Linked DNA regions of Mus musculus: region 1 is linked to region 2. A link is a loop called in an ENCODE intact Hi-C map of the cell type or tissue named here. Cell type or tissue: heart. All regions are shown on one strand. Each heading gives the region's core, and the rest is flanking DNA. Links, peaks and the distances in the headings are about the cores only. Region 1 overlaps Rexo5 (RNA exonuclease 5). Region 2 overlaps Dnah3 (dynein, axonemal, heavy chain 3).

The links. A loop is a pair of places that touch in the nucleus more often than their neighbours do. Peaks named below come from ENCODE experiments on the same cell type or tissue, not always from the same donor. Only the 100,000 strongest peaks of a DNase experiment are listed, where the experiment ranks them.
Region 1: it touches region 2 in a loop (2.9-fold over the local background); 3 of 42 quality-filtered maps call a loop at or near these places.

Annotation. Positions count from the first base shown.
Region 1 is chr7:119,842,336-119,858,507 of GRCm38, forward strand. Rexo5 (RNA exonuclease 5) reads left to right here. Exons shown (of 20, transcript NM_001370778.1): 16 at 907-999; 17 at 1,513-1,729; 18 at 1,924-2,111; 19 at 3,048-3,166; 20 at 6,397-6,608. The coding sequence ends at 6,478. Dcun1d3 (DCN1, defective in cullin neddylation 1, domain containing 3 (S. cerevisiae)) reads right to left here. Exons shown (of 3, transcript NM_001163703.1): 3 at 10,828-15,721. The coding sequence ends at 15,238. Among named protein-coding and RNA genes, the nearest start is that of Dcun1d3, 45 kb to the right of the region's middle. In heart, for the core only: a CTCF peak has its summit at 6,964 (motif pointing right); no DNase peak of the experiment used is centred there.
Region 2 is chr7:119,959,820-119,962,319 of GRCm38, forward strand. It overlaps Dnah3 (dynein, axonemal, heavy chain 3), which reads right to left. Exons shown (of 61, transcript NM_001370806.1): 50 at 2,316-2,498. Among named protein-coding and RNA genes, the nearest start is that of Lyrm1, 65 kb to the left of the region's middle. In heart, for the core only: no CTCF peak of the experiment used is centred there; a DNase peak (open chromatin) is centred at 1,492.

The DNA of each region.
Region 1 (16,172 bases), core at 5,669-8,168, 110 kb before region 2:
ATCTCTGAGAATAGACTTAGAATTGAGAACTTTGTGGCAAGACTGTAACTACTTATTTTTCCCTGCTAGCTTTTTGTTGTTGTTGTTTTTGTCTAATACACATCAGATGGAATTTCCATTTCTAACCCTTCAAGTTTGCATAAGTCCACTAATATTATACAACCTTCAGGGCTGTCCTTCTGTAAAACTTCATCATTCCAAGCATCCCTACAATTTTTTTAGTATCAATCTCTTATTAGATATGTGGTTTGTAGATATTTTTTCCTATTTTGTGGTCTGCCTTTTAACAGTTCGGTAGTCCTGATATGTAAAAGCTTTTAACTTTGATGAAATCTAGTGTCTTTTTTCTTTTTTATTACCATTGGTGTCATTTTCAAAATTTTGTTCAAAACAATTTTTTCATAAAACTTCCGTAGAATAACTTTTTTCCATGATGACATGTAGCTCGGATGATTACAGGGATTTAGCTACTTTGAGTCGTAGCGCAGATAATTTGAAGATGTAGCCCAGGCAGTGGAAGAACAGCTTCTCAAGTGGACTGGAATGCAGTCTAAAAATTAAGTTAATCAAACATCTGGGAATCTCTCCCTGCCTGTGCCATACATGAATGACCTTAGTGCTTTGTAATAAATATGAAGAGCAAGTTAGACAATGATGAATTTGCTAGTTTTCCTTGTACTACCATAACAGTGGGCTTTGATTTTAAAAGGAAAATGAAAGTTACTGTCTTAAAACCAATTCGTGAACTTAGGCGATTTTATTTAAAGCTGACTGACAATCTAGAATCCAGCAGCTGTCTGGCCCATCACTATGGCAGCCACTATGGTCAAGGTCCCGTTCTCAGCCCCTTTCTTTAGCAGTTTGATTTGGAAAGTAACAATGGTAAAAACCTTGTTCTTTGTGCAGCCTTACTTCTCTATACAATATGAAGTCCTGGAAGCTGCTCAGCTGGCTCTAGAGACCATGAATGGCAGTCTATTAGAAGGTTCCTGTATCAGGGTAAGGTGGACAAAGCTGAAATCAGCCCCCTTCATCTAGGCAAGGTTTACAGCCCCCTGTAAGTAGGGACATTCTGGAGATGCCCAGGCATGAGACAGTGTAACAAATGCCTTCAGTCAAGACTGAATATCTTTAGTTTTATAGAATTCAGTTTGGGATAGACTAGAGTCTTCACTATATTCTTTATTAGTTGTCCTTATGCATGGAAGGTCTGTTCTACATGGCTATTATGAGTCTGCCCATTCCTTTAGCTTTCAAGGAGGTAAGATGGTGGGATCGTGAAGTTCTTTTGGTACAAGTAAGCAAAATTTCAATGGAGAGAGGAGGCAGTGAACTGGAGAAAGTATATATATGAAAATGTGTATTTATATTTATGTGTTTATCAGTTACATCTACAGTCAGTTCAGTGAAGCACTTATTTGCCTCCGTATAGATTAGGAAGCTGCAAAATTAACTTTCTGATGTCCAGCATGACTGAGGCTGAGGTAACTCTGTACCATCTTTCCTGGTTAGGTGCGCAGGCTTGTGACTGAACTTACCCTTGAGTGTGACACCCTTGTAAGAGAGCTAGAGCAAGATTCGGAGAACCAAGGTACTATATATGTGGCTGGAATTGGTGAAACCTTTAAAGAACACCTGTTGGAGCAGTCCAACCTCTTCCCTGACCTGGAAGCTGTGATCCTGCCTAAAGAGGTTAAAAGCAGAAAGCAAAAAAACTACTGTTTCCTGAGTAAGTCTTACTATTAAATTCATCCTTGAAGGAAATTGGAGATAACATGATATCAGAGAAGGGATTCATCAAACAAACTCTCCTAGATTAGACCAGGGCAGAGCTTCTAATTCTGGATCCTATCCCCATACCTTAGCTGTGGATCTGCTTTCTTGGCCCTCGGTAACAAATGTTGGGATTTTTCTTGCTTTTAGAGTTTAAAACTGTCAACAGTGCCCAGGTAGCCCTTGAAATTCTCAAAGGCAAAGACTGGAAGTTGAAAGGCAGAAATGCCCTAACCCCAAGGCACCTTCAGGCATGGCTCAAGGACATACATCCTGAACCAGCAATGCCTATGGGGCTTCGAATTGTACCTCCTCTCATGGAGAGGCACATCTTCAGGGTAAGTGAGTGTGTCCTAGGGCAGCATTAGAGTTAGGTAGCTGCTTGGGTTTCTGGTTCTGGACACTGGTCTTCTGGTAACTATGTTCTTTGGAGCATAGTTAGGAAAGGCTTGCTCATTGGCACTATGTCTATACTTTCAGGAGTTTTGTTTGTTTCTTGCCTTCAGCCCCATCTCATGTCACTCTCCAGCCAACTCTAGCCTCCCCCTGCCCCAGTCATATTCTCTCAAATCTCATATACTTTTGCCTCTTTAATATTCACTAAAATCCCATTCTTATTCTTCAAAGTGGTTCTCTAAGGATCTTGGAGGGACCAGGGTGGGAGACTGGAGAGCTGGCTAAGTCTTTGGAGATCTAGTTCAGGGCTTTCCAGAGTATGCTTCACATACAAGATAAATTTTGACTGTCGTAGGTAGATTTTATTGCTACGTCTATCTACTTCTGTAGTTTATGACTTCCATTAAACTGTACAACCTTGTCAGATCTGAGATCAGGCAAGATTAAAAGCAGAAATTGACTCATTTTAAGGGAAATGTATGTATAAAAGAGGCATATTTAGAAGTGTAGAGATAGAAGGCTGCTTAAAACTTGGGAAACGTTGCTCTAGCATCATACTTTACAGGTGAGAGACAGAAGTTAGAGCTGGTCAGGGATTCATCCCAAGTCACAAAGACACTTAAAGGCAAAGGCCAGGCAGGGAGCCTCATCAATGTATGGCTCCCTAGCTTAGGGCCCTTTTGGAAGATCACTTAAAAGAATCAACAGCAGTGGCCCTCTGCCACAGTGATCCTGAACACTTGAGGTTTATAGAGTGGACTGCAGTTTCAGACAGTTTTTTTTCCAGGGCTTCCTACGGCTTTAGAACCTGAGAAAGTCCTACAGTTCTTATCAAGGTGAACAGGAGGCTAAATGTCAATATATGACTTTGGTCCTAGACTCGGAAGGTGAACCACCCAAAGATAGTAGCTTGGCGTTGGAGCCGGAAGATTGAAAAGCTCTACCACAGCCTGAGCCCAGGCACCTTCTGCCTCATCCTGATGCCAGGAACCAAGAAGTAAGATTTGATGTGTTGGCCTCATGATTCTGACCCTTGGAATTTAGCTGTCCCCAAGGAAATACCTTTAGTCGAATTGTGTCCAAGCATAATGAGGATTTGCATGGGTTCTTATCATAGTTCTCATAGCTAGACATTACATTCCTTTTCACATGTATGCTTGAACGTATTGGTACTTCTGATGCAGTGCATTGTCTGAGGTAAATAGGTACCTAAAGTGACAACAGGATAAGGTTTCCTATCACAGGGCCCAGGCTTAGCTGTTATCAGGCCTACCCTCTTCACAGATTAGAAGTATAAACATGACTTCCTTGTTCTTCACTTCATTGCTACCTCTGCTTTTGAAGCACAATTTTAAACTTTCTAATTTTAAGCCTAACAAATACTGAAATAGGCTGTGTGAGTCTGGTCCTACCTCCTATTACATATTTTTAACAAGTGACCAAGCTCGCTGGGAAGATGGTCATAGTAGTTGAAAGACTGATTCTGAGTTGATAGCCAGTCATGGAGTACATTATGAAAACATATGAAAACAAAATTCTCCAGTGAGGGATTTGCAGTAAGTCAGTGATCCTTCAAAACATAAAATATGATAAATACTTATAAAATTAATGTTGAAACAGTACAGTTCTGAGGTGAGTGTGTGTGTGCGTGCATGTGTATACACACATGCCACAGAGAAGAGAGACAGTGAGACTTTTGGAGTAGTTAGAAAATTATTGAACTATTCTTTCTTAAGGTTTTCTTTGTTGTCTTATTCATTTATCTTTGGAGACTACATACATGTGCTCAGATCAGCTGTCACATGCCCATTGAGCCATTCCTGCCAGCTCAAACTGGGTTGCTTCAACATAAAAAAGCTGGGTTTAGTAGTGCATACCTGTAATCTTAGCACCTATTAAGTTGAGACAGAGGAATAAGGAGTTCAAGGCCAACCTCAGCTACATAAGGACTTTGGGCCACTGTTAAACGTATTTCAAGATTCTGATATTCTAGTAGTACTGTGCTACAAATAATAGTTTGAGTAATATCTCCTTAATTTGGGGGAGTTTTCCTGTATGATCTTGTTAAAGTTCTGGTCTGTGTCATTAACTTGGGCTTCCTGTCCTTCATCTGTGCCTGTGATTTGTAAATTTGGTCTTTTTATGGTTTAGGAAGACAGGTTCTGTCTACATAGCCCTGGCAGTTGGTATTAAAGGTGTGTGCCACATCTGGCTAGATTTGGCCTTCTCAGTTCTTTAAATCCCTTTCTTGTAGATTTGTTAATTTTTCATATGCTTTACATGTGTAGTCTAATTATTTGTATATGTGTGTATGTGTGCCACACGAGTGTGAGTGCAGCAGATCCTCTGGAGCTAGAGTTATAGCTGGCAACTAAGAACTGAACTTGTGCCCTCTGCAAGAGCAGTGAATGCTCAGAACCACTGAGCATCTCTCCACCCTTAATTCTTCTACTTTATCTTCAAGTCATAGTCTCTCTTCTTGATCCACGCTGCTGGTAAGGCTTTCCCGAGAGTTAAAATTACATTATTGAGTTTTCCAGTTTCATTATTGCTACCTTTTACTGAATTTAGCTTTCAGATCTTGAACTGTCTTGTCATTTCATTCAGTCACATTCAGTATTATCTTGGATTTATTCTGATCGTCTTTAAGTTCACTGAGTTGTTTACTGGTTTCTGATGGTGCTTATGATTTTCTTTTAAATTTAACACTAGGTAGTTTTTATTAGAGAATATTTATACAGGACTCCTGGGTTTATAGGGGGATATAATCTCTTAGCCTTTAATATTTATGTTTTTGCAATGTGACTTGGTCATGGAGAACAATTTTGTGGGTTATATGTCTGATTCTAGCCCACCTCTGTTGATTGGAAGTTTTGGTTTTGTTGCCCATGCTTGGTTGGCTTCAGATTGAGTATCAAGAGTTGGTAGTCAATCCTTCAGATACTAAATGTTGATTTTGGATTGGATGAACAGGGTTAATTCCAATTCAGTGGTAAGCAGGAACAGTAAATGCGTTGCATAGCTGTTATACAAGCCGAGCCAATTGGGTGAGCCAAGGTCTTAGCTAAGCAGGAACATAGGGTCACTAACAGTGAGCCTCAGGCTTAGGAACAGGGCAGGTAGGTAAGTGTTTAGGATACTCACCAAAGTTAGCCAGGACACAGTATGTTTACACCCATAAGGTTTGGTGTGGTGCAGGTGGGCAGGGATCCAGGAAACTCACTGGCTGACACATGGAGATCTGTCAAACCCTTAATAAGCAAGTATTGTGCTACATAGATAGACTCTGGGTCAGAATTAAATTATTCATGTTCTTACTAAGCACAAACATTGCAGTAATGCCTCTGTTAAGTAATTTACCAAGGTCACTCAGTAAGTGTAACTAGTCAGGCTTTCAACCATAATGATCTGACTCCAGAAACCTGCATAAAAGACTTAGTACTTACTAACTTGCTAGTTAACCATTTGTGTTTTACTCATTTTCTGCCTGTCTTGTATCAAAAAGCTCCATTAGTTCTCTTAACCCAGTCCTATGAATATTCATAAAAATGTGACCGTGAACTAACAGGTATCAAAGCACTATTCCAATAACATGCATCATTAAAGAAGCAATAGAAAGATTTTCAAGTAGTACTAACAAAGCTTTAAGTAAACTGAAAAGACTAACACTAGTTTCTAGGGACTCTAAGGACAGATTCTCATTACTGAAACCTGGTTCTTATTTGCAACTGTATGATTTAAACAAGTTATATCTGAGTCTTTCCTTGGAAGATGGAATGAATACTTGTCTTTTTAAAACTTAAAAGCAGCCCAGTGATACAAGTGTTTAAAACTGTCCATACTTGATTTTACAAAAGAACCCAGTAAATGCTGGTTACTACTATGCTTCTTTAAACCTTGGTGCCACTGATCTGTTAAGTGGCAGAGCTAGGATATGAATCAGGCTTCTTCACTGAGCCCTCTCCAGCAGGCAACTTTACAAAAGCTGCCTCTTGGTGTATGGCACATGCCTACTTAAAAACTTACTTCCTCAGCCAGGGGATAGTGGCACACACTTTTAATCACATCACGCAAGAGGCAGAAGCAGGTGGATATCTATGAGTTTGAGGCCAGCCTGGTCTACAGAGTGACTGTGTAGCCAAAGCTACACACAGAGAAAACATTGACTTGAAAAAACAAAAGGCAAAAAAACAAAACCCAGCATGTCTTTGTTTTTATTTATTGCAGTGCTTTTGGGTCGCACCCTGGCCTAGGACTGATGAAAATAAAAGAGGAAGAAGAAAGTGATACCCCAGGCGTGAGAGTGTGAGTCTCTGCACTTTCCAAGTGCCATTTCACATGCAATGATGGCAAGCCTCTCCCTCTTTCAGATAGCTTTGGGATACCCTCTAAAGTATATTGTCATGTTCAAAATTCCAATAAATGCCTAAAACTCAAAACATTTCCTCCTCTTAGATGTGGTGGTGGTGGTAATGCTGGGGGAGGGTGGGGGTGGATGAGTATTTTGTGTCTGAGTTTATTACACAGGTACTGATTGATTCCTGTAGCACTACCATTAAATGACATATACTGAGGCCAAGAAAAGAAAATCCAGCCAGTTTGTCAAGTTTCTGTAAGTAACTGGCTAAACTGTTGACTCCTTGGCATCTGTTAGAAAAGGGGGCCAGGGGGTGGAGATAGGCTGAACAAACATCTGGCAAAAGCAAAGAGAGTGGAAGAGACTTAGCTTTCAATCCCATGTTTGGGAATTCCTCCTCCTTGGGATATAGCTGCAGCATCACTCTTCACCAGCAGGTGTCCCCATCGGACAGGGCACTACTTGGAAACTGGAAACTTCAAACTCACAGTGCTAAGTTTTAAGGTGACTCTCACAGGTAATGCTGTGTTGGAAAGATGGGACATGGCTCCACAATTCCTAATCTTGTAGATATTAACTGATCCTGAGAAAGTAAATTCAGACACACACACCAAGAACCTTGCTTTGTATACACAGATCCTATAATTCCACTTGAAAAAGTGAGAGTAGTTAAGATACTTGTATTAAAAAAAGGGGAGCGGGGCGTAGGGTAGAAGATACCATAGGGTTATTAGAAAGGAATGAGTGTGCACACATCCCCCTTCAAATCCTAGCTGTTTTAATTATTTGCTCAATATAAGTTGAATACTATTAATTCACAAGCAGATGCTAGTATCTCATAGAATTATTATTATTTGGCTTTTTGAGACAGGGTCTCACTTTATGTAGCTAACCAGGCTGTCCACTATGCTGGTCTCAAACTCAAAGAGATCCACCTGTCTCTGCCTTCTGAGATCAAAAGCACCTCATCGGGCTCTCAGAATTTACCATGGAGATAACTTCACTTAGTTGTTCATAGTTGTGCATGTGAAGGGGTACTATATAGTTTTGATTCCTGATGTGTAGGGTAAATATACAAAGCTATGCATACAATTAGAACCCAGCCTGGAATGCTATATGCCAGGATGTTAACAGTATTTCTGAATAGTATGACAGGTAAATCATATTTTACAAAAGGCTTTGATATCTGAGGTTAAGAACTAAAAACAAAACAAGAAAACCCAAGCAAGCTTGGTGATGCATGTACTCTGGAGGCAGGGACAGGTGGATCTGAGTCTGAAAGCCAGGCCACAAGGCTACATAGTGATGCCCTGGTTTTTACTTTAAAAAAAAAAGTTCAGCATTATTATAGTTAGGAGAGAAAAGAAATAGTTCTGAAACTTTAAAGTTGGGCACTTAGATAGTGTTTAACCCTTAAATGTATGTAGCCTCTCTATAAGTTGGACCCTAAGTAGAACAAAGGTTTGATGTGAAATTGACACACATTTTCCTGGAGTCCTCCACTGGAGGAAACTTGGGCTAACTTGAGTTTCTTTTCCAGCTTGGGTTCAATTAGTATCTACCCCTTGAGGCTCCGGTCCAAATAGACAGTGCCTCTCCTGGACATAGACAGGCCTGGGTTAGAACTTTGGTTCTGTTGCTGTGTGTTTGGGTCATTCTGAGTTCATTTCCATAGCTGTATAAGATGAGGAAATACCTACTTTTAATAAGTATGAGACTTCAAAGTTCCATTTGTGGAACATGTCAAGAACAGCAGTAAAAATGCTATTTTCCTATGAGACCCTGCTTAAAATGGGAGCTCAGAACCTACTTCATGGTTGTTAGAAAAAGTCCAACTTAAGAGCACATAAGTGGCAAACATTAGGGGATTTTGCAAACTGTTCCAAGAAGCCATCAAGGCACTCTGAACCTAAGGCACTCCATTTCCTTCAGAATGGATGAGGGTTTCCCCCAGGCCCCAACTGCAAAACTGAAGAAATGGACCTGGCCCGCAAAAGCCTCCGAAGATTCTGCACACTGTGTTCTTCCAGCTGATGCTCCCACCTTTTGGAAACCAAAGCTGCCAACTTGGCCTCTTGCAAAACACACATTCCATTCATACGTGCGTTTGCACATTGTTCCTCCCACACCCTTCTAGGCAGCCAATGCTGAGCTGCCAAGACAGCTGCCCAAGGAGCAGTCTTAAGGAAAGGGCAACTCAAGAGGTTTTTACAGAACCCAATTTGGTTTCGAATTCCTGTCCCTATATTGGGATTGTTCAGAACACTAAGCTACATTTGTTTATTTCCTTGACTCTCTGAAAATGACCTCTTATAAAATAAATAGGAAAGTCAGTGTAAATTTGGAAAATAAAAAGACACACTTAACTACCCAGAATCAATGACTGCCAATATTTTACAAGGTTAAGTTTTTTCTGTCATTATTCAGATCTTTTTAAATAGCTGAATAATATAGTAAGTAATATAACTCATAATTTCTAAAACTTTGTTGACTTCTACTTTGCTGACTCTGAAGCTGCAGTTATGTCTTTACACAGCTTCTAAGAGAAAAGCTACTGTATTAATGCACGTTAATGGTTCTTTTAATTACAGAAAGATATTTCTGTTTGCCAGCATTGCCTCAATTCTCTGCCACTGTGATGCATTAAAGAACAATTTCAGATGTTCAACTACTATTTTCTGGAGTACCATTTAGATTGGGCATTCAGCTTTTCAGAAGCTTCTTCTCTTTTTTTGTTGTTGTTGTTTTTGTTTTTTGTTTTTTTTTTCGAGACAGGGTTTCTCTGTATAGCCCTGGCTGTCCTGGAACTCACTCTGTAGACCAGGCTGGCCTCGAACTCAGAAATCTGCCTGCCTTTGCCTCCCAAGTGCTAGGATCAAAGGCGTGTGCCACCATGCCGGGCTATTTTTCAGAAGCTTCTTGGCTAGATATTCTTCAGTGGCTGGTATATATCTGTTGCCTGTTCTAATGCGAAGCCAACTGCTTTTACGGATGAAATATGGTGTCCCTTTGTCAGTGCTTCTAGGTTGGGTGGTGGTGGCAGCGCACGCCTTTAATCCCAGCAAAGGCCAAGGCAGCCAGATCTGAGTTTGAGGCCAGCTTGGTCTACAAGAATGAGTTCCAGGATAGCCAGGGCTACACAGAGAAACCCTGTCTCAAAAAAAAATAATGTGCTTCTAGCTTGCTTTTTAAAGCATGGAAATCTTGTAATTTAAAGTCCTAATTCATGTAAGTATCCACTGGCCAATTGTATTTCTAATGACTTGACCTTTATTCTTCCTGACACTACCTTGACATACAGCAGCTTCTTCTCATATATAGATAAATTTATCCAATTATATACTTTTTTTCTTTTATAATTTGGGTCAAAACCCAGGCCTAGAGGGATGACTTCTAGAGCCAATTTAGCAATCTGCTTTGAGGATTCACTAGGAGAGGCCAGAATTAAAGTGATTCTTCTCTATCCCTCTGGACTTTTTAGCATACTTCCTTGGTAGAATTCCATTCCACGTGCAATTAAGCTCATCTGGTAACTGTATAAAATTTTTTTTTGCCAATCGTTTTAGTTGAAAATAGGGTTTTATCATCTTGTAATCCATTCACCACTCTGTTAACATTCAGTTGGGTGTCTTCCTGTCCACTCTACTACTGTAGAGCCTATCTGTGCTTAATAGAAGGGACAAAGCACAGAAGAAACAAGCCCAGGAGTCAATGAGAGGATTGTGGAGCAAGGGTAAGTTTTCTAGGGAGTGTAGTCAACCTTCCCAACTGAAAGGGCTTATCTAATCCCCACCCCACTAAGAGAGGAAAGGTCAAATATCATCCCCCACAACAGCTGTGCCCACAACCACCACCACCACACAATACCCTTAACATCTTTTTGATGAACCTTAAGGAGGCTTAACTATGAGGCACTAACTATGAGATATCATGGGTGTTTCACAGACTTTTTCTTAAATCCTAATACCAATGCCCTTTATTTTGCAGATGAATTAAAAAATAAACTTAATCATTGCAAGCCTAATTAGACCTAGGGACCACCCATGTATTTAACATAGAGCTCAAAACTGTCTTTTTATTTCTCATGGGAACTGTGATACCTAAGGTAAGAAAGATGATTTCAGTAATGGGCATCTAAGCAAGCATTCATGTGCATGGAGGAAGACTCCTATCCTACATGGGTCATTTTCCTAAGTTGTTAATATAGCATAGCATCACATTGGAAAAGGTTCCCAATGGGTTGATAAACTTTACCTCAGAATAAATTCACTGTTTTTTGTTTTCTGCAGAAATATCAATAATTAGGTAAACAAATTTATTGAATTCAACAGCAGATAACCTTCAAAAAAAAAAAAGGAAAAAATACTGTAGACATAAAAGAGAAAGATGTGTATATCAAGTTAATATTCAGGGGGCTATTTGAAGAGTGCAACAGTGCAGAGAATACAAAAGTATTAACTTTTGTCAAGTTTGTACAACCTCAGGGAAGGTACGAAGGTCACAAACCAAGAGGGATCCACAAAGGTAGAAGGTCACATGAGCAGTGTCTCATCACCTCAGAGGATTAAGACAGGATATATGCAAGACCAATTCAACCAAGCCCTGATTGCCTATTGCTTCAAATTCCCTCTTCAAAACCTAGAACCATATTCAGTGCAGCAGGGAAGAGCAGTTAACAGATTCTGAGGTCTGGGGACCAGGACCAGAGAAAAGAGAATTCTTCTGTAGCAAATATATTTGTGCTGAGAGAAAAACAGCAGCTGCTAAATGGCTTCTTTTGGCAATGCTCAGGATATGTGATGGAAGTAGGTATCTATGAGAGCAGGCTGGGTTTCCAAGAGAAACAGAACATGATGCCCCAACACCTGAATCAGAACTTGGTTTTTCAGCTAATCAAACCACCTCAGCATCTGTGCCCAATGCTCAAGCATCCTTCTCTGAAATAAAGAGGAGAGGGGCTGAGACCAGGGGCGACTCCTGGTGAGCATCCCCAGCATGTAGTCCTGGGCCAGGTCAAACTGGTATGGGCTGCAATTACAGCTTACCAAGGAAACTCTGAATAAGAGTGTGGCAAGAACCTATCCTCTACGTGACCCAGAAGAAAAGATCAGTGTCACATGACCTTAAATAATCCTAATCAACGTATTTTGATAACTTTGTCCTTTCAAGTATTTAAGCTAAGTACTGCTTTAGTCCTCCAGGTAAGACCTCTGTCTGTTACCAAGATGTTCAGGTCATCACTAGCCATCCTAACATACATAGGAGATTAAGTGGTGAGAGGGGATAAAAACCTTTTAACAGTAGTTCTCTATCCCTTACATAACTGTATAACTAGGTCTACCTGCTGCACTGAAGACCCCACTTGAAATACAGCAGACTATACATTCCAATAAACACATCTTTTGCTTTGTTAGTTTTTGGACAAGTCTTTATCTTAGCAACTTCCCACCAATGTGCAGTCTACGTACATAATCTATGGGATCCCATAACCTGATCTGGCCTGGAGACCACACCCTAGGAGACAGTACTGTTTCAAGCTAATTCTGTGTGCATGGTAATTCTTCACTGCCCTTCTAATATGAACAGTACTGCTTTGCACATTTTCTGTTATCTTTCCCTTGGCCCAAAGTGTTGGCTGAAATTTGGATTTTCAGTCAGCTCTGAGAACTTCTTTATCAGATAGGTACATACAGACTTCTGGACCCAACAGACATGTTGGCGCATCTGCCACAATGAAGAGAGAGCTGCTGAAGCAACCCCCAGAAGTACAGCAAAGCGTCAATGAGAATGATACATTCAAGTTTGGCAAGGAAGACTAAGGGAAAGAATTCAATAAAGTAACTTTTTATCTCATATCAGCTTGCTAATAAGTTACTAAAGAATTACCATGGAAACTCAAAAAGTCATTTGCCCAAAGTATGCAATTTCCAACGGTCTGTGTAGTAATGCTTAGACATTGCAGAATTCCAAAATGGCACCCTGATATCACCCCTTCCCAAATCACCTGAAGCCACAAAGCTAGCTAACCTGAGGAGCAATTTGGCTCCCAGCCACTGCTCATCCACCCAATAAGCAGCAAGCCTATCTGAGGGTGAGTGAAACAGAAACTTTTGTTTCCCAGAAGTGTTAACTGCAAACCTTACACCTCACTGAGAATCTCTTGGCAAAGCAAAGCAACTACACAGAAAACCCAAAGTCCCTCCCTGAATACTGTTCCTTTCTCTGGTTTCTCAACAACAGATGATTAAAAATATAATCACAATTTCTAAATGGCTGGGGTTGGGGTGCAGGCATTGGGATTGGAGAAACTGAGCAGTTAAAAAAACCTCTACCCAATGAGGAAAAGATCTAGTTCCTTGAGTCCATGGGGCCCTTGGCAAACTCCCTCTTGGCACTTTCCCCACATACACCCTTTCTTATCTGGGACAGAAAGTCTTACCTAACTCCACCTCTTCCCTCATTAGATTTCTACCTAATCCTGAATTAGGAACAACTAACTGGCTAGATGAGATCTTAACCAAATGTTATAATGTAGCTGTGCCCTCAGAAACTACTGGGCTCCTGGATTCTTACTCAAGGATTTCATCTTATTCTGGCTAGAAAAAAAAGGGGTACATCTGGCCCAACAGCCACTTGGGCCTTCCAGCACTATCGTAAGTCTGTGGCTGATATTCATCATCTCATCCCTCAAGGAAGGACAATTGTGAGGCTTACAAAAATGTTCCCTGTGTCAATACCGACTTTAAGAAATATGACTGTCATCTCCTTAAATAATCATTTTTATAAAGATAAGTGCCTAGAGCTATAAGACTCATGAAGAACTCAAAGCATGCAATTCTTACCCAGGTTGAGAAACATGTACCCAGGATTTGGGGTAGACTAATCAAGGGAGGAAATTCCAAATATTTAATAGACACTTTTTCATTGTATCAAGAGTATAAATATTTTTGTAACTTTTATTTATTAAAAGATTCCCTTTTAAATCTGTTCCGAAATGTTGGAAGCTGAACTGTACAAGCTCCTGCCACCCACTTTCCAGTACATTTTTGAGAATATTTTTTAAGGGGAAATTATCAAGATGGTACTTTAGTGGAATAAGGTAGGACAGAGTCAGCTCTTCAGGCCCCAGTGGCAGCTTGACCAAAGCTGGCCTTGTAGAGTGAGCATGGAGTCTAGAGAACTGGTTCCTCCTTCGGCAAGCAAATTCATTCATGTTCTTTTTAGTGAAAAAGTCTAAATTAATATACAATAGCCTCCGTTTATGATGCTCCCTGGCATCTTCTTAAACTACAGATTGAAGGCAGCTCCCTCTTTCATGGCCAGTTTTAGCAGACAAACAAAGGGATATAGATACATATATGTGTATATATATATATTTTATAAAGGTAAAATATATACATATCTTATATATGTATATATACATGTCTGGGGTAAGGGAAAGAGAAGAGGGTCATGTAAACCTAAACAGTCACCACGTTACCCCAACCGAGCTTGACATTAACAAAAAGACAATAAATAATTCCTAGGGGTTAAGTGACAACGTGGGCGCAGCAAAGAGGGAGAGGGCACACAATTTAATGATTCAATACACGTGGATAATTTGTTTGGCAGAGTTCAGGCCAGCCTCAGGCTTCTGCACTTGCCAGACAAGTAAGCTAATGATACTCAACAAAACTAGAGAAAAAACAGTTTGAAGCAGAGCTCCATGCCACCGCTTTCTTTCAGGTCGGCTGGCAGGCACACTTTTCTCACCACCCAGAACGGAAACTTTGGCTCCAAGGCAAATGAAAAGGGGAGAAAAAGAAGTATTTCCACTTATGACATGAAAATACAAAAACATCAAAGAAAACTATCAAAGAAGTCTACTTCCAGCAAAACTGAGGTAGCACTGCTTTCTCTGCATTCAATGCTTAAGTGGTTTTCAGTACAATGTGTTCTAACAAAACAAAACAAAACTGCTCACTTGACTGACAGGTACAGCATGATGATGGGTAAGTTAAATATGAAATGCAATAGGTCAAAGAAGGAATGAGCAAGAAGTGAGGGAGACAGGGCTTTGGATAAATTAGCTTAAAGGGACGGGGTGGGGTGTCAGACTGCAAATGCTCTTGACTGGCCTTGGCCTTGGCTCTCCAAGAGCTCCAAACTGTCTGGAAATTAATGCAATGTGGCTAACAGTTAACACTGCTATATTCATATCTGTGTAAATCTTTTAAAATAATTATTACAACCTAAATTCAACCATGTAAACAGCACTACACACAGTACAGACCTGCCCTGAAAAATAATATGCAAAACTGAGGTCTGGCACTGCATCATTTTGTAATGTTAATTCAACCTAACAACCCACTCCCAACCCGGGCTACACCCTCCCCTCCCCCACAAAACAAATCCTATCAAGTTGTGCAAGAAATGGCAGGCTTATTCTATCTGAAGGCTTCAAAAAAAGGTACACAACATGTAGCCAGGTTCAAATATTTTGGGGGATTTCCCACCCCCAAAAAAGAAATAACCAAAATAACAAAAAAAAAAAAAAATGAAGAAAGTGCCTAAAACATGATACAGCATTTTAGAGCCCTTTCAAATACAAGGCAGAGAAAGGTGTAAAGTAGAAAATATCCGGATCTTCAGTAATTTCCAGAAAGGTCCAATTCCTCATTTGGCTGCAGGGCAGCAGGCAGATCCTCAGTGCTGCTCCTGGAACAGAGCGGCTAAGTCTGCTCTTCTGGACACAAGCCCTCTTGCCCTGAGCTGAGTGTACCTCTCCCTTCCACTTCTCTTTTCCTTCTCTCCATTTCCCACTCCACAAAGGTATCAAAGAGACTCGGCCAGGCCTCATCTTCACTGTAGTTGCTGAGGTCGGGGCCAATCACCTGAGTGAAGTTAAGAAACATGTTCCAAGTGTCCCGGGAGATGCCCTTGATTCCCGAAGGGTTCTCTGTTAGGAAATTTAGCCACTGGTCCAATACTGGAGGATTGTTCTGTGTAAATACTAGTTTCCATAGGGCAATGGCTATTTCACGATGCAGTGACCGCTGCCCTTCTTCAGAGTCCAGGCCAAACTGAAATGTAAACCGGTAGAGATCCTTGAATTTATCTTCTTGTTTGGCTTCTGTTAAGAGGCTAGGGAACCGTGCACAGATCCCATCAATGCTGTCTGCACTTATTGCTTTACAGCCATCAAAAAACTCCTTCCTGTGACAGGTAGGAAAAGGTATGATTAATAAGTAAAAGTGATTTAGTATATGATGAGGCAAGACAGCACAGTTAACAGCAACTAATCCTCCCAACCTGCAGCCCTCAGAAGGCAGAGACAGGATCTCGAGTTCTAGGCCAGCCTTGTCTACTAAGGTCAGCTAAGGCTGTAGAGTCAGACCTTGCCTCGAGAATAGATGGGTGGGTGGGTGGTTAGATGGGTGGCTAGATAGATAGGGCCCAGTTTAATTCTCCCAACCTACATGGCAACTCATAGCAGCCTATAAATCCAGTTCCAGGGGTTTAACACACTTTTATTTTGCCTCTGAGGATACCAGGCATGCACCTAAGAAATATACAATGTGGGCAAGACACCTATATACATAAAATAAAATAAAATAAAATAAAATAAAATAAAATGGAGAAAAAACCCAACAACAATAACTGTGCC
Region 2 (2,500 bases), core at 1-2,500:
CAGAGCACAATCCTGCCTGGGCTGTTCCCTTCCTGATGGTTCCTATACTTGGTGAGAAGCTAGGCTAGCACACTGAGTAGAGATGAAGAAGAACAGCTGTTTCAGAGAACCACCAATGTGGACCTCTAGCCACACACCTTTACGTACTCTCTACTCATTTGTGTATTTACTTATTTATCTGTCTGAGTATTTTCCTGTATGTATATATGTATACCACATATATGCCCGGTGCCTGGGAAGACTCGGAAAGGGTGTCAGACTCCCCTGGAATTAAAGTTGCTGACTCATGTAAGCCTTCATGTGGGTCCTGTGCCAGAGCTACTAGTGCTTTTAGACACTGAGAAATCTCTCCAGCCCACGTGGTTTTTTGTTTTCTATTTTCCTCAGTAATCTTAATCTGTTGATGCAGAAACCGAGGCTAGGGAGGAGCAGAGTTGGTCGTGCACTTTGGCTGCCTGGTTATAGAACAGAATTATAAATGAGCTGTAAAGTCACACACATCCAGGGGCCAGGGCACTGAGGCAAGAACAGGAACTGAACTGGATGGAGCTGGGGAGGCTAGAACTCAAAAGGTCGGCAGCTTCTTACTCCTGAGAATGGGCACAACCCAAGAAAGCAGAGCCCATGTCGCTAGAGTCCTAATTATTTTTTCTCCCTAAGGAAAAGCAAAAGTTTCAGAATTTTTACTTGAAATGACTTGCATTTTAAAGGTTAACTATTTCTGACTTCAAATGAAACATCCCTGAGTGTGGTTGTGATGCACACACTTACGGTCCTAGCACTCAGGAGGCTGAGGCAGGAGGCTCATGAGCTCAAGGTCAGTCTGGGATACCTAGCAAGTCCCTGCCTCAAAATGAGTCAATAGAATCTTCTCTGCATCCCAGGACACATGTGGTCCCCAGCTGCCAGTCTGCAACGTCTGGATTCATGGTCAAGTGCCATGGTTTGTGGGTCAAAGAGCTCTTGGTCTGAATCATGCCACTTGGTGGTCATGCAACTTTGGAAACATCTTGTGTCACGATTTCCTCATATGTCAAGTGGGAATAATTCGGTATGATGTGTATTGTAGTGTACGTAGGATTCAAGAGAATGAGCACCAGAGAATATAATCTCCACGAGGAAAAGGATTTTATTTATCTTATTCATTCCTACTTTCCTTGACAAAAAAAAAAAAAAAATGAGCCAGCCCATAGTAGGTGTTTAATAAATAGTTGTTAAATGTGATGAGTGTCTAGTATAATCATTTTACCATAGAATGACAAATTGCCACTAGAATCTGGTTCCTGGCACCTGGAAGTGGCTATATTTTATGGTTTCTATTTTGTCTTCTTTCTGAGCCACTAAGACCGCAAGTGAACCAACTTTCACAATCCAGGACATGGTGTTCATTGTGAATTCTGAGAACAGGGAGGGATCAGACCCTCTGAAAAACATCTGCCAGAGGTCAGGTCTCAGGATTCACTGGAGAGATGCCAATTGGAAGCCCTGTACTTTTCAAGAAAATGACTCATGACCTATTTAGGACAGATGCCAGACACAGGCTGCCTCTTGCTCAAACTCAGGCTTGAAAACGGCTGAAGGGATTCCCTAAGGGATTCCCTAATTCCTTAAGGCACATGGACAAATGCCTTAGGCAGGTGTCCTGTGCTTTGTCATATAGTCCTGTCAATGACCTACACAGCTCTGTGAGGCCATTTCCTCCTGACCCCAGTGCTAGCAACTCTCAGATATTGACATCTGTCATTCATTAGGTGCCTGTGACCCTCAAATGGAATCCCTTACAGAGAGTGCTGAGACCTGTGTAATTGTCACGTAAAATGCTAATAAGGCTATCTTCTGCTATCTGAATGTGTGGTGATCCCTTCTCAGAACATGGCCAGAAGCACCTACAAATGTGGCCCTCTAGGTTCAATATTCTGCCATCCTAAAAATATTTGTTCCATACCTACACACATGTGTTAGGGACAACTGGACAAAAACGTGACAGAGGTGAAGTAGACGGCATGGGGATATCGATAGGCAAAGAGAACAGCCAGTGCAAAGGCCCCGGGGAAGGAATAACCAGAAGGTTATTGTAGCCAGGGCACAGTGAATGAGGGGAAAAGTTAACAGATGAGATTATGCTGAGTCCCAGTTTTGACTCAGAGTGGGATAGAGAAGAGATGGCCCAAGAGCCTTCTTCACTAACTCCTAATTGGTGATTTGGAAAACTCACTCGCCCTTCCTGAATCTCCTTTGTCTCATCTGCAAGGTGGGCACAGTCACATACGTTTAGCAGTGTTGGCTCCCTGTGCACCTCTCGCCTGGTCACATACCTTGATCGCCTGAGAGATGGCAGCAGCAGCATTAGCCTCCTTCTCATCTGCCTGCACCAGAAGTTTCTTGGCATCAGCTTCTTTTGTCTCCAGCTCAATTTTCACCATCATCATCGCTGTATCCTCAGAGGTTTGGATGAGCTGAGGCTGAAGGGCAGTGAGCTCTACCTGCATGACAGCCACCT